Regions from separate parts of the Mus musculus genome. Here region 1 is linked to region 2. Evidence: chromatin loops called from intact Hi-C (ENCODE). Cell type or tissue: left cerebral cortex. All regions are shown on one strand. Each heading gives the region's core, and the rest is flanking DNA. Links, peaks and the distances in the headings are about the cores only. Region 1 overlaps Cacna2d3 (calcium channel, voltage-dependent, alpha2/delta subunit 3). Region 2 has its middle 27 kb from the start of Selenok.

What was found. Hi-C counts contacts between places; a loop is a spot of excess contacts. Peaks named below come from ENCODE experiments on the same cell type or tissue, not always from the same donor. Only the 100,000 strongest peaks of a DNase experiment are listed, where the experiment ranks them.
Region 1: it touches region 2 in a loop (2.8-fold over the local background); 2 of 42 quality-filtered maps call a loop at or near these places.

Annotation. Positions count from the first base shown.
Region 1 is chr14:29,554,814-29,557,728 of GRCm38, reverse strand. The region is part of intron 2 of Cacna2d3 (calcium channel, voltage-dependent, alpha2/delta subunit 3); the gene reads left to right. Among named protein-coding and RNA genes, the nearest start is that of Cacna2d3, 170 kb to the left of the region's middle. In left cerebral cortex, for the core only: no CTCF peak of the experiment used is centred there; a DNase peak (open chromatin) is centred at 1,375.
Region 2 is chr14:29,939,779-29,942,693 of GRCm38, reverse strand. No RefSeq gene overlaps it. Among named protein-coding and RNA genes, the nearest start is that of Selenok, 27 kb to the left of the region's middle. In left cerebral cortex, for the core only: a CTCF peak has its summit at 1,576 (motif pointing right); a DNase peak (open chromatin) is centred at 1,583.

The sequences.
Region 1 (2,915 bases), core at 197-2,696, 380 kb after region 2:
ATGACTCACTTGGCGATGCTTCTCTTTTATATCAGCATGTATCTGGACAGAAGGAACCATGCATGTGCATGCATATGTCTCCCACCTGGACCATTGCTCCAGTGTTGTCATACTGATTTGGAGTACTTTACAGACTATGCAATGCAACAAACAAAAGGAAACCAGTTCTCTGAAATAGAACTTCAAAAGCCAATAAAAGAAAGGCAGAGACAGCACTAACAGTCCTTGCTTCTCATGCTGGATTCCTGACTTAGCCCCTACTACTTAGCATGATTCTTTTTTAACACCAAACCCAGATTTACTGAAAATCCTTACTATTGTATTTAATTTCATAAGAAAGCTGGGCATTTGAGAAACACATTCTGCTCTTCTTGGTGACACCTTGCAGTTGAGACTTCTAAAGCTTTGTAATTTTCCTGCCAGGAATGATTCTATCGACTTACAGGTATAGTAAAATTGAGATGTGGCCTCCAGGGCTGTTACTTGTCTGTGATGGGAGGTTTGAAAACGGTTGGGATGGCTTAGAAGTCTGCTTTAGAGCCATCTTTTGTTTGTGGCTTCGATTTTCCACCTTGCCTTATGAGTGTTTGAAGGTGGTGTTTTAACAGAATAAATTTGCTAGTACATAACAGAGTGCCCAAAAGATAATTCAGGAGGGACTCAGAACAAAATGGGGTCAAGTATGGTGGCTCATGCCTGCAATCCCAGCACTCAGAAGGCAGAGGAAGCACAGCAGCAGGTTTGAGATAGCCTGGGCTATAGGGTAAAGACCTTCCTCAAACCACCAAAACATCCCCAAAAAGAAGGCACATGATTTGTTTGCTAAAAAAGCATGCCTGCTCATGAGTACATGCATAGGTATATGGGTATGTGTGTGCTTGTCATGGTACACATGTGGAGGTCAGAGGACATCTTTTGGCATTTGGCTTTCTCATTCTATCATCTAGGTGTCAGGGGTCATTCTCAGATGGTCAGTCTTGGCAGCAAGCACTTTTACCTTCTGAGCCATCATGTGGGCCCCCTTCCTCTAATTATTGATCTCCTGGGTGTTTTTTTCTTGGAATGTTCCCCAAAGGTATCCCCGGATCTGAGCATGTATTCTCTCAGCATGTCTGCACTCACCTCCAACAGCCTGTGAGCCACTGGAAATGCTCAAGATGGGACTATCTTCACAAATCCTCATTGGATAGAAGGAGACATGAACAAACTTCCCTTCACCCAAGCATGGATGGCAGACCAAAGAAACAATTCCACCCAAGTTTAACTTGGTGAACCAGAGTTGACAGGATTGTCGTTTTCCTCACAGAAGCTTGAGTGATTCAAAGGCAGCCGCATCTGTGAAAAGCCCAGCACACCATGGGCAATGACTCAGGAATGATGTATCCCAGCGCTTTCTGGGCATCTTGCAGGCATCTTTACAGAAGAGACTTTTGTTCCCAGCAATTGGCTGTTTATATAACTTAAGGGGTGGACCTTATAAATCTTGTAGCTTTCTGAGCTTCCTGGGGGATTTTAAGTGGTTTTGGCTTATTCAATTTTATTAGTCTTCCCCCCTCCTCAAGTAGGAAGTAGACATGTACCAGGGGAAGCTATGCCCAGGTACCATTAGTTGATGGGTTAACATCAGTCTTTTCTAGCATCCCATGCTCTTTCCTTCCTCTTCCTCCCTTACCTCCCTCATTCAGTCATGCACTCACAGTTCCCTGGACCACACTATCTCCTCTGTACTCCATCATGCATGCACAGTTTCCTGGACCACGCTGTCACCTCTGTTGTCATGTTCCTTTGTTCCCTGTTCTGTTATTACTCTCATTTATTTCTGTTTTCTTTATGATCCTCCTGATGTGTGTCATAGCTACAGAGACTGCCTGTTTCCTGCAGTATCTTCCCTGCTATTTCCTCCTCTCCCTCTTGACCCACCCTAGAGTCTCTGTAGCACTTCCTTGAAGACAACACTTCCTTGGAGGAAGTTTTGGGTCTCCCTTGTTGGTGTCATAACATGGAGACATTGGACATTAGATACGCTGACATTGTGTTCTGTACTTTTATTTGGTTAATGACTTCCCTTTAGGTTGATGGGTGTCTTAGTTAGGGTTTCTATTGCTGTGATGAAACACTATGACCAAAAGCGAGTCAGGATGAAAAGGTTTGATCAGCTTACACTTCCTTATTGCTTTTCATCACTGAAAGGAAATCAGGACAAGAACTCAAACAGGGCAGGAACCTAGAGGCAGGAACCTAGAGGCAGGAGGCTCTTAAGGAGTATGGTTTACTGGCCTGCTTCACAGGACTTGCTCATCATGCTCTATGGAACTCAGGACCATCAGCCCAGGGATGGCACCACCCACACTGGGGGCTGGGCCCTTCTCTATCTATTGATCACTAATTGAGAAAATGCTTTATAGCTGGATCTCATGAAGGCATTTTTTTCAATTGATGCTCATTCCTCTCTGATGACTCTGGATCATGTCAAGTTGACATAAAACTGGCCAGTAGAGTGACATCTGTCTCTAAATAGGTATTTAGTAAAGGTTTGTTGAGTATGAGGACAGGAGGCTGGTGAGTGGCTCTATTGACCTTGCAAATGTGTGGTTGAAAGGGATGATTTTTTCTGAATTCACCTTGATGTTGTCTCTTGGCTTTGTTCACTGGGGAGGAACTAACTCCAAAGAGTTCCCTGTTCTACCAGATGAGCACACAGAGGAAATCTCTCACCAGGACCATTTTGAAAGCATGGTCTCCACGGCAGAGTGCGTTCATACATAAGGGAGGAATGTGGAGTTAGAATCTCTGCAGTTTGATGACCCTTATGAAAAGTACAGCTCTGAAACTCTGAGAGGCCTGGTCTTCTGTCTTGTCCAAGAGTACTGTCAATCTCCAGAGGTGTCTGGAGAAGGCAGTGATGTGTAAAAACG
Region 2 (2,915 bases), core at 210-2,709:
GGTGTGTGAGCTTTTAAATGAAAATCTCCATACTTTTAAAGAAAAACTATGCCTTTGGTTAATGAAACAAATAGACAAAGATCAGTTACCGGCCCTAAATTGTGTAACTGGAAGTGGCAGGGGACATTGGTATCTTTGGGGCATAAAGCCTGGCTCAGAAACCCCTGACTTAAGTTTAAACCTCTTTCTTCTTGATAAGACATCATTCTCTTTATAAAGTCTATTTGCCTCCAAAGTGTCTGATTGACTGAAAGTGAAGAAATGATCAGGCTTCGAGTCTGTAAAACAGGCAACCTTGTCTGCCCATGGCCCAAGCTGTGTTGATCTTCATGTCAGGCCACTGATGTGTGATAGGTTCATGATGGGGCAGAATATAATCCTAGGTTATTTTGTCCTGAAGTATCCAATCTCTGTTCAGAGTTCAGGAAGTGTGCGAAACATTAGGGGATTCAACAGTCCATATTCCTACCCTGAGTTAGTTTCTTTGAATGAGTTAACTAAAAGCCTTTATAAATTTCCCACTCTTCTCCCAGGTGAGCGGTCTCCCTGTCTCCAGGGCGGAGCTTTGCTTTGTGAACCTCTTCAGTTGGCTGTTCATTTGTATACCTACCGACAGCCCTTATGAGATACCAGCTATAGCAAAGCACCCTCCTGGGTTGCCTAAACTGTCCTGGACATTTCTCAAACTGATGACAGTTGTGGGAACTGTCTAGATATAGCACCAGTTAGAAGTAACTGTGATGACCTGGGACTGGGGACTTCTCTGAGAACCTGGGGCATCTTACATAATAGGGCCCTTACCTGTGGCCCCGCTGTTAACTACGTCATCACTGTCAGGATAGAGTTGGATTGTAGGACACTCAGCTGTTGTTGAAAAGTTGGGGTGATGCTAGAAAATCTCTGCACCCCTGTCATCAGAGTGAAAGCCATTTGGGGGTGGCAAGAAATGTCTTGAGTCTTCTGACTTTTGTCCCCTCTGTCCCCTCCCAGCCTCCATTTCCCTACAGCTGCCTTTCATCAGGACCCAGCTCACTGCTATCACCATGCAAGGATCTTCAGATCCATCTACCTGGACCTAAAACACACATTTGCTTTCGGATTTTTAATAGTCAGTTTCTCTCAACCTCAGTTCGCCTCTCTTCCTCCGAATGTTGGCAAGGCTTACAGCCTCAGCCAGGGATGGTGGGCTGCAGAGGCTTTCAGACCTCCAAAGCGATGCGTTGCACAATGGAAGAAGTATCTTGAGAAGTGGAGCACGGGACATTCAAGGTGTACCCAAATCTGTTCCAGTTCCCCGGCGTCAGATCTGCCAGTCCATTGTTAACATCACCCCTGCTACTCCTACTGCCTTATCTGGGATCTGACTGGCCCTCAGGCTTCTGTGAAGCCTGAAATTACCACTTCTACACGGGCGAGTGTTGTAGGTGGAACAGGGTTTATTATTGTCTCACCTTTATGCTTTATTAAGATCACAGATCTCCACCTGCTATTAGCAACGGAGGAGATGGAGAACACTTTGAAACTGGACCTGGTGGCCCCAGGAGCAGTTTTATGGGCTCTTGTGTGGATGCTACCTCATTTTTCCCACTAGGTGGCACCACAGTACATAATAATGAAAAAAATTTTTGACAAGGCTCTAGACCAGAGAAACAACTGTCTTTAGATTAGCTGTAACTTGGGTGTGATGAACTTATTTAGTAAAATGTACCTTTCAGATCTGACAGTCTTGGAGCCGAAGAGATGGCTCAGTGCTTAAGAGCACTTGCTGCTCTTGCAGAAGAGACCCTGGTTTGGTTCCCAGCCCTCACATGGGACAGCTGAAAACCTTCCTTAACTCCAGTCCCAGGGGATCCAACTCCCTCTTTTGGTCCCGGTGTTCTGCCGTATGCACGCCGTGTACATACAGATAAGTAGGCACACACATATATAAAATAAAAATAAATACATCTTAAAAAAAAAGATATGACAATCTTAGATAATTATGCTAGCCAGTAAGAAACCCTGTTCATTCACTCTCATTCCTGTAAACCCGAACAAAGGGAAGCTTAAAGTCACCGACTCTATCAGGAAGAGCCTTGCTGGACTACATCAGTTGAGGACATGCCCAGCCCGCGGATCTCACTCTTCAGGGTGTTAAATCTCTTTGTTGAGGGAATGGATTACTGCCAGATCCTTTTATCACTAGGGCTGAGCTCTCGGAGCTGGTGAGGGATTAGACATGAGCCTTCTCTACCTCCAGTGCCTTCACATTCTTCTGTGAGGCCCAGATAAGATGCCAGAGATAAAGGGGGAGGGGCAAACACTGCCACCTCAGCAGCATCTCCTTCCGGTACCCAGCCGCCAGGCTCTCCTGGTGGCAATATCTAAGATATTGTTCCCCCCCCCCCACCCCCCTATCGTCAGCAGGACAGGCTCACTTGTGTTTATCTGCTCCGTGTTAAATCTAATTCAGGATGAGGGGTACTCAGTGGAAAGCAGAGCTCAGCTGGTCCAGCATCTCTGTCAGGAGGGGTGGTGCTGAGAGATGCCTTGTGAATGGTATTGAAATCTAACACCCCTTAGCGGGCGCTGAGGTACAGACCTCCCGCACAGCCCAGCCGACCATCAGCAAGCTGCTGGCTCTGAACTTGTGTCTTGTACTACGGTTTTTTGTAGAGACTAGATGCCATCCATGTACACCCTTCCTTTTGGTGCGGAGTTGACAGTTTTATTTCTGCGGTGTCTGAGTTGGTCGTGGAAATGTCTGGGGAGCTTGTAAGCTCTCAGAGAGCGAGCGAACGAGCTGGAAACCAGCTTCTGCCATCAGCCTCCAGCGGCACGCATAGGCGTTTATCTGTGCCTAACTCAGCATAAGGGTCATGTACTTTAGCCTGCACAGAGTACATCTCCACACCTTCCACTAGGTGGAACCTTAG